Regions from separate parts of the Mus musculus genome. Here region 1 is linked to region 2. The links are chromatin loops, found by intact Hi-C in ENCODE. Cell type or tissue: gastrocnemius. All regions are shown on one strand. Each heading gives the region's core, and the rest is flanking DNA. Links, peaks and the distances in the headings are about the cores only.

Evidence for each region. A loop is a pair of places that touch in the nucleus more often than their neighbours do. Peaks named below come from ENCODE experiments on the same cell type or tissue, not always from the same donor. Only the 100,000 strongest peaks of a DNase experiment are listed, where the experiment ranks them.
Region 1: it touches region 2 in a loop (7-fold over the local background); 13 of 42 quality-filtered maps call a loop at or near these places.

What each region holds. Positions count from the first base shown.
Region 1 is chr12:52,006,545-52,014,678 of GRCm38, forward strand. No RefSeq gene overlaps it. Among named protein-coding and RNA genes, the nearest start is that of Dtd2, 4.1 kb to the left of the region's middle. In gastrocnemius, for the core only: a CTCF peak has its summit at 4,213 (motif pointing right); no DNase peak of the experiment used is centred there.
Region 2 is chr12:52,891,169-52,899,302 of GRCm38, forward strand. The region is part of intron 4 of Akap6 (A kinase (PRKA) anchor protein 6); the gene reads left to right. Among named protein-coding and RNA genes, the nearest start is that of Gm51971, 97 kb to the left of the region's middle. In gastrocnemius, for the core only: a CTCF peak has its summit at 4,754; DNase peaks (open chromatin) are centred at 4,719 and 5,821; H3K4me3 peaks cover 606 bases; H3K27ac peaks cover 2,308 bases.

The sequences.
Region 1 (8,134 bases), core at 1,192-6,191, 890 kb before region 2:
TAAGTGGGCGGGGCCTCCGCCTGGCTCTCCGGAGTCCCGGATGTGGAATTGACCAGCTTTGGAGCTTTGAAGCTTCAGTCTCTTGGAGGGTTTTTGTTTAGAGATCTCTGTCTCTCCTTCTCTCCCTCCTTCTTTAACCTAATCTCATCCTCGAATGCCTCGTTTTTAGTTTTGTTTTTGGAGGTAGGGTCTCATAGAGTCGGGGTTGGTCGCAATAACCACATAGCTGAGGCTGACCTTGAACTGAACTCCTTCTCCCAATTGCAGGAATTACATGTGTGCCCGCCCACAGCCCCACCCCACCCCATCCTGCTCTGCTACCTGCTTCATAGCTTTTGAAGAAATATTTTTCATTTCAGAAAGCTTAGGTTTCCAGGTATTGGAAAGAATGTAAGTCAGAGTTAAATCCATTCTATATTTATTATAAAGACATAACTAGAATGAGATCAATTGATCTCAAAGCAGGCAGAGAGGGAACTTAACCTGTGGGTGGGGGACAGATGCAACTATAGAAGGGAGCACCTAAGATGTGGGACCCCGATTTAGAGCATTTCTCCCTGGAAGGTAAAGCCCCTGGGACGTTCCCCAAGCTTGTTTTCCCTGATCTCTAAAAATACAGCCAGAAAGAAGCTCTTTGTTCACTATAGCCAGCAAAAAGCCTTTTTGTTTCTATACTTTACAACCAGAGATGCCTGCCTTCCTGTGCCGAGGACACGGGAGATAAAAATTCAGAAAGAACTCACTCCTCACTCCTGCCTTGTAAATTTCACCAAGGACACCTGGAAGAGAAGAACTCTCCTCCCAACTCCTTCCAACTCCTCCCAACTCTTCTCAACTCCTCCCAACTCTTCTCAACTCCTCCCAACTCTCCTCCCAACTCCTCCCAATTCCTCAGCTAGCTGTTAAAAGCCCCCTACTGTCACTGCTCAGGGTCAAACTCCCCTGCCCTGCATGGCAGAGGGACTTTGTCCTCAGCTAACTGATAATAAAACCTCTTGCAGTTTGCATCAGGTGTGGTTTTCTCTCGGGTCACTGGGGTGCTGGCCAGCTCATCCCGGGACTTGAGTGGCGGCCCAGCTTCGGTGTCTTACAAAGACTATTGGGAAACACAGAGATTTACATTTTATTTATAACAGTAGCAAAATTACAGTGATAAAGTAGCAATGAAAATCATTTTATAGCTGGGCAGTGGTGGCACACACCTTTGATCCCAGCACTCCAGAGGCAGAGGCAGGCGGATTTCTGAGTTCGAGACCAGTCTGGTCTACAGAGTGAGTTCCAGGACAGCCAGGGATATACAGAGAAACCCTGTCTCAACCCCCTCCCCCCCCCAAAAAAAGGTCATTTTATGGTTGGGGGTTATGACAACCTGAGGAACTGGGTTGCAGCTTTAGCAAAGCTTAGAAACACTGAATTAAAAGTTAGAAATCTTTCAAAATATATCTTGCCCACAGTCTTAGGGTTTTACTGTTATGAACAGACACTGTGACCAAGGCAAGTATTATAAAGGACAACATTTGATTGGGGCTGGCTTACAGGTTCAGAGGTTTGGTCCAGTATCATCAAGATGGGAGTATGGCAGCATCTAGGCAGGCATGGTGCAGGCAGAGCTGAGAGTTCTACATCTTCATCTGAAGGCTGCTAGTGGAAGACTAACTCCCAGGCAGCTGGGATGAGGATCTTAAGCCCACACCCACAGTGACACACCTACTCCAACAAGGTCACACCTCCTAATGGTGCTACTCCCTGGGCCGAGCATACCCAAACCACCACATCCACTCAAAGCAGTGCTGACTCCTATATCAGAAATGCTACAAATCATTCCATAGTTGTGGAAGGGTGTTTATAAGCTATGTGAATGCATTTTTTGGGGGGCAACCAATTACTTTTAAAAATTATTTTAACTTTTCATTTATACACATTTTAATTCAAATGTAGTTATATCACTTTCCTTCCCCAACCCCTCCCAAGTCTCTTCCCCCAACTTCTTTTATTTTTCCTCACTTGCAATAATAAACTTTTTTCTTCGATTATTATAGTTACATTAAGCATGTAAAAATATACGAATATAACCTGTTGAGTGTGTTTTTGCTGTTTGTGTGTATATGGTCTCAGAGCTGATCTCTTTGTATTGGGTGACATTCATAGGAGAGGTTAATTTTCTTTTTGTACAGTCATTAGCTGCCTGCAGTTCTTTGTCTAGGGGTAGACTCTATTGAGATGTCCTATTGCCTTTGTTCAGGCTTCTTTTATGCAACAGCTTCTATGAGAGATTGTTTTGTAAGCAGACATCCTGGTATTCTAACTCTTCCAATTTTTCTGCTTCCTCTTCTGAGATGTTCCTTGAGTGATAGATGCAAGAGCATCTATGATATAAATGTGAAGTGATGTAGATGGGGCCGGGCTTCCCACAATCCTTTGATCTCCAAATTGTGTCCAGTTGTGGTTCTCTGTGACAATTCTCATTGGCTGTTAAGAGACTCTTCCATGATGAGTGGTGATAGTTACATTTACCCATGGATATAAGGATACAATTTAGAATGGGATTAGAAATTATGTTGCGCTAGCACAGTTATGCTATGTAGTAGATTCTCTTCTAAGACCCCTGACCTCACTACCCCTGGGGAATTTGGCTAGGTTCTAGTAACAGGCATGGTTTACCTCTTGTCCAGTGGGCTTTGCATCCAATTAGACAGCTGTTAGTTACAACTGACTTGGGAGTGCCGTTTACTGTGTCTTTGTGGCTCTCTTGCCTTGCTGGTCCTTGTTGTGGTTCATAGGTGTCATTGCTGGGTGGGGCTGAAAATTGCTTCCCTCCTTTGGCAGCTTGTGTAGCGTTGTCTGGTAGCATGGAAGCTAGCCACAGGAAGGAGGCTTTTAGATCAGATCCAGCTCGAATGGTCTGAGTCCTGTGTGTTAAATGTAAAGTGTCTTCAGCAAGAGACTTTCCTTCAGCCTTTGAGAGGTATCCAGGGCCATAATAGTTTATGTTGTTTTGGAATTCCTTGGAATGCTGTGATTTTATGATTTTACATTTACCTAAAATTATACACAATAAGCATAACTGTTTTTATACATATACACATACATCATATACATATACATGAATCTATATTTAATTTCTATCTCTATATCTTAAAAGAAGTCATGCTACTTGGACTGACAGTGCTCCTCACAAGAACCACAGACTCACCAACCCCTCAGTCCCAGGCAGGAGAAACCTCCTTTTGAATGGAGGAGAGCATTTCTTTAGAAAATATCCTTGGTAGGAATATTCTTATCTCAGAGTGTGCTCGCTCACCAGTAACTGAATTTGGTACTTACACAGTCCTGCAACATTTCCTGATGTTCCCAATGACATCGAATCCTGTGGTCCATTTTCCTTAAGAACTTATTAGAATGTAAATAAAAGTAAACAGGGCTTGGTTTTCTTTCCCACGAAATCTATTCCGTGAAAGTGCATAGGATTAGCATTTCTTTCTCACAGACGCGGAGGGTTTAGTGGGCAAATAATAGTGGTACCCTGATTGCATTACTCAGGTCATTGATTTGGGCTCAGTTGGCACAATATATTCATGTCTGTTGTTTTAGATGACATCACTGACGGTGCCGCTGTCCATACAAAGTAGAGAAAAAGAAACTCATGCATAATCAGCAGCCTTTGTATACAAACTGAAGCGGTTTGCTGGCTAGTTATCTTGCAGCCTCCCTAACACTTTCAGTAAAAAGAAAATGAAACATCTCACTTTATCTCTGGTGGCTGCGTTACAGGGGCTCCCACATTGGTTGTCTTTTGTGTAGTATTCATAAGTTGAAGTTTTCATGCCTGCACCTGTATGTCACTGTAACTATTGAGTCTGAACGCTGCCACTCAGATTCCAGTTTTACAAATCGAAAGGAACATTGTATAGAGACCCAAGCTGTGATCCGGAGTTACTGAAGACTTTGGTGTTTATTCGTATGTGAGTGCCGGAGATGGGAGGAGCTGTTGCCAGTAGGATGCATAGTTCTCCGGGGTCTCTGTGCAACAAGGAGCAACGGGAAGCCATTTCTGTGCTTAGATAGTGTTTGGTTGTTAATGGTTAGTGTCTCAAAAAAAAAAAATCACCAGTTACTTTTAACTTTGCCATTGGGTGAGAATCTCTTAGGCTGAGAATGTGAGTTAAAAAAAAAAAAATAAAAAATCTGGCCACTTATTCTTCTCTTCTGCCTGCAGAGGGCAGTAAGGAGTAGACATTAAAGAAAGCACTTTCTGTGTTTTGTAAAAACTGTTCCCACAAAGAATTCATGGAAGTAGGACATGCAGGCGATAGGATAGCAAAATTTGAATAAGGCAATAAAGAGCAAAGAAAATTAAATTGCATTAGAAGGTTACACTAGAGTACGTTTACTAGTTAAGATGGTAGTTTTTGACTGGAATTTTGATATAGTTCATAGGGACACCTTGCTTTTTGAGACATGGTCTCATAGTCTAGGCTGACCTCAACTCACTATGTATCAGAGGATAACCCTGAACTCTTGATAGTATTCCTGATCCTCCTGCCTCCACCTCCTGAGTGTTGGGACCACAGGTGTGCTTGACCACGCCTGCCTTGTGTGGTGCTGGGGACTGAACCCAGGGCCCGTGCAAGCTGGACAACTGACCAACTACCAACCAACTCCATCCCAGTCCTTCATCTTAATTTCCAAAAGTCAAGCAGTCATGGGCATCCCATTTAATGTCCAGGTGAAGCAGGTCGGACAATTTACTTCAGAGCTAGAGGGAAAACAAAGCATCAGTCAGCTTTAGAGGAAGACTGTCAATCAATGGCTGGAGGCCTGCTTTGCCTTGTGAACATGTAAGAAGTTACTTTTGGATGTCTGAGAGATGGGTCAGTGGTTCAGAGCACTTGCTACTCTTGGGGAGGACCCAGGTTTGTTTATGAACCCCCACATGGTGTCTTACAACCACCTGTAACTCCAATTCCAGGGAATCTAATGCCCGCTTTTGGCCTTCTTACGCACAGTACACATTTAGTGTATGCATGTACACACACACACACACACACACACACACACACACACACAATTTTTAAAAATAAGTATTATTTTAAAGGAAGGAAGAAATTACTTTTTGGACAAGAATGATTTTCAAACAGCTACAATATTAAAAGGGGCCGTATGGATAATGTCAATTGTGTGTGAATTCTATATCCCCTGTGATGGTATAATAATTGATGGAGACTTGTTTTCAGTTGCTTAATTCATTCGGTTTGGTCATCCCACATTTAAGCATTCAAAAGTAGTTCACAAAGATGAGAGGCCCGGGAACATCTTCTAAAAGATCTTGTGCAGTTGATACCCAGCTTCCTGATCCTGAAGAAGGAAAGATGTGGACAGGAAACAGAATCTGCTTCCTAGTGCTCAGAGTAACTGGAGGTTTCCCAATGATTTCTCTCCAAAGTGAGCCTCTCCCTGCAGCTCTACCGACAGCTGTGCTAAGAAGAAGTGCAGCTGGAAGAGGTGCCCACGTTTTACAGAAAGCAGACGGACGCTGCCTTTCCACTTCAAAGCCTAGAGAAGTTTTCTTTATCAGTGCTTAGGAAGATGAATTGGTGATGAGAAATTGGTTCATGTGAACTAAAACACATAGAGCACTGGAGTAGGATCAGAATTCTAATTTAGCTGTGAATAATAAGATGTACTGCCGTGACAGGGAGTGGAAAATCTCACATAGGGCACGACTGGCACATCTCACCCTCCAAGCGCAGGATACGGGAGCATAGACTGCCTCTATTAGCTTACTGTAGGAAGTACTCAAAAGCCCTGTGTGATGACAGACGTTAGCGTGGTGCTCGGTGGATGAAGAATCAGAGCAAAGGACGGAGGAAAAAAAACCCTGTATTTCTGCAGTGAACACTTAAATATGACCCTAAGTACTAACAATGAAAAACAAGAAATCCACTCAACCATGTCCTTACAGAAAATGTGATATCAAAAAAAAAAAAAAAAGAAAAGAAAAAAGAAAGAAAAAAAAAAGAAAATGTGATATCAGATTGTTTAGGGAAATTTCTTAAATTGTCTCTTGATTAAAAAAAAAGTCTCAATCCAACTCCCAAATAAAAACAAGTCCTCAGAGATAAGGCAGGTCTAGTATACTCTCTAGATATTTGCACTCTGCTAAAGATTCGTCTGTGACCTTGGCTTACTTCACAGTGTCCTAAGGAATTCTCTCACCTGGGTGTTTGAGAAGTACTGCATAGCAGGATAACTCCAGGGATAGGCTCTGTCAAGAGATGTAGAGTATTCTATATTATTGATCAGAGATGCTATTATTTAGAGATCAAAAGAGCAAACAGCGAGGCTACTTTTTCTTCTTTCCTTGTTCTTTTAAAAAAAAATATGTGCCAGTATTTTGCCTGCCTGTGCACCTTGTGCATGTCTGGTGCCTGAGGGCCCAGAAGAAGGCATCAGGTCCTCTGGCACTAGAGTTACACATGGTTGTGACCCACCATGTGGGTCACAGGACTTGAACCAAAGTCCTCCGGAAGAGCAGCCACTGATTTTAATCACTGAGCGATTTTCCCCAGCACCCATGTTTACTTTCCTTTCTTGAAAAGTGAAAGGCCAAACCAAGACTTTGATTGATTGACTGTGAAGTTTCTACACATGAAAGTGACTTTAGGGACTTTGGAAGAAACCGTTCTATGTTCACTATACGATATAAAACAAATTCTATGCAATGGCAGAAGAAATCTTGGTTTGGGAAGAAATTCAGAGCATCTGTCCTGACAGGAAGCAGATGGCACAGTTTAGAGGGGTGGCCGAAGAGAGTTGAATGATGGGACCAGTAAGCAGTCGGGTGAAAGGTTAAACCAAACCAGTGTGGGATAATGAAGGACCAGGGCTAGCAACAGGAGACAGCGGTCACCATTCTGGGGGACTCAGAGGAAGGGAAACGTTCTTCAAGGCACAGCAACGTAAACATCCGGCACATAAACGTGTTTCCCTGCTCCTCCCATTTGGCTTTCTGTTGTTTCTTCCATTGACTGAACCCAGCTAGAAGGGAGAAAGTGGGAGCTGACAGACCTGGTAAAAAGAAAACGATGCAGCAAGGAGTGGGTCTGAAAGGGCTCCGGCATATTTATTTCCACAGCAGGAGGAGACAAACATTTACTCTACATCCCCCTGCAAAATATACCCCTTGCTTCTAGATACCCAGATTTCTAATTACAGAGTGGTATTTTGTAAAAACAGTTTGGCCTGTACCTATAAAGAGTAATTGTTTTAGTTTAGGAATACAGAACAACTATCTACCGAGGTCAATCAGATAATGCTAACAAAACTATACTTATAAAAACGACAATAAAAAGTTTCCGTCAAGTGTGCATCACATCAGCATCGCAGAGATGCTTCGGATAGTTCCATTTGGCCAATGCACATTTCACTTTGAGAGATTTTTATTAAAGGTCCATCGGAAGGTAGTTGTCCACCAGGAGACCTGAAAGAGTGCCCATATGAATTCTGACCTCTAAACATTTGACATCCACATGAAGACTCCGAGGAAGAGGAAGCAGGTTTTTATTTATTTGTATTTTCAGTGCTAGGGACCCTATCCAGATTTGGTCCTGGCAAAGCAAAATAGTTCTGCCACTGAGCCACGCCCACAGCGTTTCGCCACCGAGTCACGCCCACAGCTCGATGCGCAGTAATGAGAGTTTGTAAGCTAAAGTCCAAGGACAGCAGTCCAATCACAACCATCTTTTTTTTTTTTTTTTTTTTTTTTTTTTTCCTGCATGGCGGCTTCTTACTTTAGGCAAAGGCTGAGGCGGGTGTGTGTGTGTGTGTGTTGTGTGGGAGTAGGGGTGTCCCAGTTAACACCCCCCCCGAAAGATGAGGTCTAGAAAAATGGTAGCTACTAATTTAGAGATGAAAGGATTTGTAAAACAAGGCGGGGCATAGATTTTAGTTTAGAATTTGATACTGAGTTTTTCTATGTTGTTTAACTTCTGTTTTAAACGCCTGTTTTATTATTGCATTTATCTTCTGGTGTGTTGCTATGTAGCGTAATATTGCAAATGACTTTAACCCTAAGGCAATGATGTATGTCTCTGGCAGTCTGTAGGGTTTTCCTATGGTGGGCTGATAAGTTACC
Region 2 (8,134 bases), core at 1,934-6,933:
GAGCTCTTACATGCTAGGCTAGGCTGAGCAGTCGAACCCAGGGCCTCTTACATAGCAAGCTAACACCCCACCACTCAGTTACATGCCTAGTCTGTTTGTAAAGTAATCTATTATCGGAACACAGTCATGCTTTTTTCCCCCTGTGGATGTTTCTGCTTTGTGATGATAGACTTGAAGAGTTATGACAGAAAATATGTAGCCTGCAAAGAATGAAGTACTTCCTGTCTGGCTGACGGGGGAGCCAAGTTCCTGGCTTCTGCTCTTGATTGAGGAGGAAACAGGGAAACTCATTTCTGAGTAGCATATATTAAATGCCAGATTCTGCAGTAGGTCCTCTCATGTAATTTATATAACAACCCTATAGAAGACCTGTCCCACAGGACCCTGATATAGCTGTCTCTTGTGAGGCTATGCCAGTGCCTGGCAAATACAGAAGTGGATGCTCACAGTCATCCATTGGATGGAACACAGGGTCCCTAATGAAGGAGCTAGAGAAAATACCCAAGGAGCTAAAGGGGTCGGCAACCCTATAGGAGGATCAAAAATATGAACTAACCAGTACTCCCCCCCCCCCACCCAGAGCTGTGCCTCTAGTTGCATATGTAGCAGAGGATGGCCTAAGCGGCCATCAATGGGAGGAGAGGCCCTTGGTCTTGCGGAGATCATATGCCCCAGTACAGGGGAATGCCAGGGCCAGGAAGCAGAAGTGGGTGGGTTGGAGAGCAGGGTAAAGGGAGGGTATAGGGGACTTTCGGGAGAGCATTTGAAATGTAAATGAAGAAAATATCTAATAAAAAATAAATATTTAGAAAAAACAGTACAGACCACTAGGGGTGGGGGGGAAAGACCTGTCCCATTTTGCAGATGATGAATCTGAGGATCAAATGAGCTGAAGGTCATGTGACTGCTAACTCTAGAGAGGACTTGATCTGTGAGAGAGTGTAAAATGCCAAGGAATTAAGACAGTAATCATACGAATAGATAAAAATCCATTTACCAAACTCACAAAAGCGCTTCTGGGTTAGTAAATGGACAGTGGGAACTTTTCGTAATGACTGTGTGGGGAAACAGCCACTTGTCTAAAGTGGGAAATTCTCGGATCTACTGAGCAGTAGATCCAAACTCTTGGAACAGTTGAGCAGTGCCCAGGAGGGAATGCAGCCCTGGTGTGTGTGTGTGTGTGTGTGTGTGTGTGTGTGTGAGAGAGAGAGAGAGGGGGGGGGGAGAGACCTCAGTGAAGACACTCAGATAAGCTTTGATACAGTTCAAGGCCTTCTTTTCACACTCTGGGTTTCTGGAGAACATTGTCCTGAGAGATGACACTAGTCACTTGGAGTCAGTGGCACTAAATTGATAGGTGCATGACACAGGTAGGCCCATTTCTCTACAGAGATGCAAATGTCTTCAAACGCCAGATTACGGTATCTTGGCCGTAGTCAACTGGCCCAGCTGTTGCTGTATTTCGTTCTCAGAGACATAGACACACAGCTTTTGAGAGCTCGCTGCCAGCTGGAGATGTCACCGCTTGTAAATTATTTTGGATTTAGTGCAGCACAGGCTTAGCCCATCCCTTGCTCTTTGTAACTGGGTTGGATAAAACTGTCCTCATGTCTGCACAGAGGCAGCTGTCCTTGTGCTCAGAGATGAAGCTGGGAAGGTGTGGGTGGAGTGTGTTGTAAAAGTAGGAGAATGAATTAAAGTGACACTGGTTTTAACAATGATTTTCCCCACAGTTAGATAGGTACAGACGGGCCCCGTCCTTACAGACTTCATTTTGGTTATGTGCCTACACATCCGTGACCACACCCCGACTGTGGCAATCATCACACGACCCCTTCGCTTTCTTCCTTTTCCGTTTTTCCTTCATTGTGGTTACCAAGACTCACACTCGCTGTGTTAACCATGTGAGGTGTGCAGTTCAGGAGTGCTGGGTTTTCACATTCCTGTGAAACAGCTCGTGAGAATATTCTCCTCTTGTAAGCCTGAAACTTGCCAGTGGGTCTCGACCTCCCTAAGGCTATGGCCCTTTAATGCAGTTCCTCGACTTCGGATGACCTCCAATCATACAACTATTTTTGTTGCTACTGTTATGAATCATAATGTAAATACCTACGTGTTCCAGTGGCCATAGGCAACCTCTGGTGCACAGGCTGAGAACTGCTGCTCTATGCCATTAAACGGCCCCCTTCATTCTCAGCTCCTTGTCTCTAACTTTTAGGGCTCTGCCAGCAGCATCTGCATGGAATGACACGATGTCTTTCCTGTGACTGAGTTATTTCACTAGCACAAGTCAAATCCAAGTTCTGTTCATTTTGTCTACCCACTGTTTGCAACACGGTTGCATCTCCTATTCAAAGCAAGAATAAGTCATAATATAATAAAATGCATAGTGATATGTATAGTAATTCACTATGAGCTACACATCTAGATTTTCCTCTGCCTTGAATTGGCATCTCTCATTGTCTTTGTGACCAGATACCTGACCAAGCAGCTTAAGGGAGGGGATTCATTTGGCATGCAGTTAGAAGGGACACAGGGAAGGCGTGACCTCAGGCAACTTCATGACAGGGTCACATGGCTGGGCCTCTTCACTTCTCAGCAGAACTGGAAGCAGAGGCCAGACTGGAAGCTGGATGTGGAAAGCTATGTCAACCTCGGGGCCAGCCCCAGAAACTCATTTCCTGCAGCAAGTCTCCACCTCCTTAATGTTCCATGACCACAGCAGCAAATAGCTGGGGAGCACGTGTTCAAGTATGTGGGCCTATGGGGGCCATTCCCCATGCAAAGGGTGAAGCAACCCCACTGTCCTGTTAGGGAGAACCTGAGAACTCCCCTTCTGCCCACAGCCCCACCCCCACCCCACTCCCGCCTCCGCGTCTTCTCTCCTTCCATCTTTTCTCTCATCCCTGCCTCTTTACTCTTCTGGACCTTGTCTTCACTCCAGCTCCCGAGAAAGAAAGAGAGAAAGGCAGCCAGCTTTCTTCTGTGGACGTGAATGTTTGACATATTTCTTCTGTTCACACACCATTGGTCCAGGTCACCAGGGAGCTTCAGAAATGAACCAGCGTGTTATTGCTACAGATATGTCTTGCTGTAACTGCTGCTTAGAACAACTTGGTGAAAGGAGGGGACTGTGAAGTTAGAAGGAAAGGGGCCAGAGAGGGAATCGAATGCCAAATATCTGCACAGCAAAGTTACGAAATGAATCTGTTTAATGAATGTATGACTACATGAATGAATGACTGTAAGAAGCTAAGTGTAAGCTTCTTCTAGACTAGGGTCATAAACCAATGATCCAAGGGACCAGGTGGATTGTGGAAATGAGTCGTATAGGATGCATAAATGAGGGACAGTGGGCTGATTCAACTGGAGCCTACACAACATGTCTAAAGGACAACACCTCTCAGCTGCAGATGCCATTTGTGTGGGAATGTGACTTTGTACGGCAAGAGATTTTTTTTTTTTAAGTAGGAAACCTACATTTTATGTGACATCTCTCAGTTTTAAAATTTTAATCTGAGCCGTTTTTAAATAGATCCAATAAACACATTCATGGCAAAGATTTGGCTTCAAGTCACCAAGCTGCCATCTTTGATGGGAAACTACTTAAGGTTTTTAAGCATATAAGATTGGTAGCTTCTATACATTAATCTGACCCTCGTTTGGGGACATGCCTCTAAGCCATGGCGATTTTCAGCTGTGGCTGCTCGTTACAACTGCTGGAGGTTATCCCAAACACCCCAACCTCAAACCTTACCCCAGAGCGATTAAATCAGGCCCTATTGCTTTACAAACTCTTCCAGGAGGTCTGGCAGGATGGCTCTGTGCATGAAGGCGCTGGCGTGCAAGCCCGGAGCTCTGAGTTTGATCCCTGGGACCCACTAAAGGAGAATGGAGAGGATCAGTCCCACAAACTGTCCCCTTACTGCTCTGCACGTGGTATGGCACATACATATGCACACACTAATAACAATTGTTAAAGTTCTTCAAGCAGTCGCAATGTTCAATTAAATTGCACAGTAATCCTTTAGGGCCAATTTTAAAGGGTTTTGCAGTAGGCTGTTTATGTTACTACATAACTGTGGATCCATAAAGATGATTTGTTACGTTTTTGGGTCTGTCTTAAAATAAGAAAATGACTGGGCGTGGTGGAACACGCCTTTAATCCCAGCACTCTGGAGGCAGAGGCAGGCAGATTTCTGAGTTCAAGGCCAGCCTGGTCTACAGAGTGAGTTCCAGGACAGCCAGGGCTATACAGAGAAACCCTGTCTCGAAAAAAACAAAACAAAACAAACAAACAAAAAAAGCGGAGAAAAAGCTAATTTTCAGATTTCAAGTTGAAAATTGGGGGCTAGGAGAAGTAAAGATTTAATAAACGGTTCTCAGGGAGCACATCAAGTTAGGTTACGCAGTAAATGTTATCTTAAATGCCAACACTATGGCCGTAATCCAAGTTGAGAATTCTAAATCAACACAATGGTTTTAAAGATAAGCCCACAAAATTCTCTTTAGGGATAAAATAATAAGTCTTCAGAGTAATGTGTTGTGGCAACGCCAGGAGAGAAACGCAGCCTTGCATTAACCCTGCTGATAGATTTGTTGAGCGTGCCAAGGTCATTGTTCAAGGTTGGTTGAGAAGAACCACAGCTTAGAAACAAATCCCTTCTTGTTTTCCCAGGAGGAATGCTGCAGTGCCTTCTGTGGTTTCTACAAAGCTTGCCATGGGCCTTGACAGAATATTAGTGATGATTTACCACCACCGTGAGGCTATGCTAGGCACTGCATCTGGTTCTCTTGGAAAAAAAAAAAAGTTCTGTTCACAAATATAAATGTGAAAATGAAAATCTCAAAAAAATTGTAGGGTGGTGTGTGTGTGTGTGTGTGTGTGTGTGTGTGTGTATGTGTGTGTGGTGTGTGCTGTGGTGTGGTGTGTGTGTCTGTGTGTGTGTGTGTGTGGTGTGGTGTGTGTGGTGTGTGTGTGTGGTGTGGTGTGTGCTGTAGTGTGGTGTGTGTGTGTGTGTGGTGTGTGTGTGGTGTGTGGTGTGGTGTGGTGTGTGTGTCTGTGTGTGTGTGTGTGTGTGCTGTGGTGTGTGTGTGCTGTGGTATGGTGTGTGTGTGTCTGTGTGGTGTGGTGTGTGGTGTGGTGTGTGTGTGATGTGTGTGTGTGCGCTGTGGTGTGGTGTGTGTGTGTGTGGTGTGGTGTGGTGTGTGTGTGTGTGGGTGGCGTGGGATGTGTGGGGGTGGTGGTGGTGTGGGGGGTGGTGTGTGTGTGTATCTGTGTGGTGTGTGGTGTGTGTATGTGTGTGTGTGTGTGTGATGTGGTGTGTGTGTGTGTGTGTGTGTGTGTGGTGTGGTGTGTGTGTGTGGTGTGTGTGTGTGTGTGGTGTGTGTGATGTGGTGTGTGTGTGTGTGTGTGGTGTGTGTGTGTGTGTGTGGTGTGTGTGTGTGTGTGTGTGGTGTGTGTGTGTGGTGTGTGTGGTGTAGACTCTTTCTTGGTATGGAAGGACCATGACTAGGGAAGAAACCCAGGTATCCGTATGACTACAGCAGCAAGATGCCGTTGACATTCAGGTTTACATTTTAAAGACAATTTTAAATTTTGAGAGAAGGAGGGCAAGAAGGAGAGAGAGAGATAAGGATATAGGAGAAGATGAGGAGAGAGAGGGGGGAGGGGGAGAGAGGGGAAGAGGGAGAGAAGGAGGGTTTTTCTGCCTTGTGAGCTCCAGGCTGGCTACCCCATGAACCTCTGAGTGACTATCCAGTCCCCTCCTACCAGCTCATAGGAGCACTGGGGTTGGTGGCCTGGTAGCAGCATCTCCAGCTTTTGACGTGGTCCTGGGATCCAAGCCAGGTCATCAGGCTTGTGTGGCAGCTTTTATCCATTGAGTTATCCTGCTGACCCACGTTTAAAAATACAATTAAAGCAACGCTTAGGACCCCAGTGAATTATTCTCTTCTCCTTTAAACATGAAACAACAACTTTTCATTACTGTGTGGTATTTTGGAAGGAGACAATCACAAATCTGAAAAAAAAAAAAGATATCCTCTGTTGCTTACTTGTAGAATTTCAGGAAAGATACTAAATAGCCATTCCTTTCATACTTTATCACATTTGATTGATAAAATATGTAGATAATACCACCGTTATTAGTGAAGAAAGATAGAAAAGCTACTACTCTGACCAATGATTCACAGTGGGCAATTGAGTTTTATTCACAACTCCACTTATTAATTACGAACACTTAAGTCTCTTCAAGTTTACAATCAAAGTTCTATGATTTTAGTTTGATTTTATTTCTTGAGATATAATCTAACTTTGTAGCCCAGGCTGGTCTGGAACATACTCTGTAGTGCAGACTCGGGCTTGCGGTGAGCCTCCTGGCTTGACCGCTTGAGTGGCGAGGTTAGCGGTGAGAGCCACTGTGCTTGGGTGCACTTTGTAGTTTTGAGATGTGATATATTTTACCACACCATTGCACTGACTGCTTTATGAAATCCCAGAGAACGAGGACTACATGAATGCTAATCTTAATGTTATTATGATTTCTCCAACGAATCTGGAGAGTTGGCATCAATTATATTGAACAAAGCTGCAATAAGAACCTTTGCTTCTGTGCAAAGCATTCTTTGGTGTGTTTTCCTCCAGCATGGGGCTCTGGATGAGCTTCTCTTAGAGAATCTTAACGGCCCGTGAAAGTGAGGCTGGATGTCAACAAGCTTGGATGTGGGAAACTATTCCTGATGCAGTCTCAGCACTGTAAGATGGAAGAAGCAGATGTCTTGGGAGAGCGGGGCCTTGCTAGAGTTTATAAGATGCCTAGAGAGTGACCAAAGGTGACAGACAGGAAGAATTAGGCATGGGCTAGTATGAATTTGTGTCAAATGAGGTCAGGTAAATGTCACATACTGGAAACATTCATCTTGGCAGACTTGCCTCTGGGATGTCTCTCAGTACTGTCGCTTGTCCTCTGTTCAGACAAGGTAGGAAAAAACCATTCTCAAAGCCTAGGTTCTATGTCATGGTCATGAGTGACATCAGCCTGTGTGCGAGCCAGAGGGTCTTACTTGCTGGTCTGACTTGCTTTGTGAATAAAAGTGTTATCACGAAAGGATGCTGCCAGTAAGTCGGGACCGCGTGCTCTCCGTCCTTCAAGCTGGAGAATGAAGGTGTTGGCTACTTCCCAAGAAGCGAGCGGCTCTGTCTGCTTTCCACTGACCCTCATGCTTTAACTCGGGTAAAGGAAGTAATTGTGCTTTCTTGAATGTTTTAAGAAAATCATATTGGCAAAGTGTCACTTATAGGTGATAATCTGTCATTTCCCCCTCCCACGTGTGTGTATTTGGAAGACAGAAGATGGAGCAGAGACAGAAACAAAGGTGTACGTTACAGTTAGCAAGTTAGTACTTTATCGTTTCCTCCTTTCTGCCCTCCAAACTGAATATGGCAGAGTTGATGAAACTCTATGCTTATGATTTCCTTAATTTCTGTAGTATAGAGATTTGTATTCATATTTACAAAAATAATACTTAATTTAAAATTTATATTTACAAAGTAAAGCTATTTTTTCTGGTCCTATCGTCACTCCATCTCAAGGTTTTTATTGTGTGGTGGATGCCATTGTGTTTAAGAGACAAAGGGGGTGCTAAAGCAGGTGTAGGATCCATAAAAAGTCATATTGTGCCCTGATCTTTTGCTAACACATTCTACTGGGATATAAGAGGATCAAGAACTCCTAGAATAGTCTTGCTTAAGACATAAAAAAAAAAAAAAAGAACCTTCAGAAGCGTAGTAGATAGGACTTCATAGCAAAGGAAACATCACTCTTGGTAGGAAGAGATTTCTGAGCAGTGTGTTAGTGACTAAAAAGTTTCCCTGGTGCTGTATGGTTGCAAAACATGACAGCTGATAAGGTGGGCTCTGGAGCCATAATGTCTTCTAAGCCAAATTCCATCATTCCCTCTAGTGTTAAACTCACCATGTATATTATTTTGAGTAAATAACTTGACTTTTTGGTACTTCAGTCACATCCCCTGCAAAATATACTACTAATCCCAGCATAAGACAGAAGGAGGCAAAGGGTCATGAATTCAAGACCAGCCTGGACAACACAGGGAGTTCAAAACCATCCTGGAC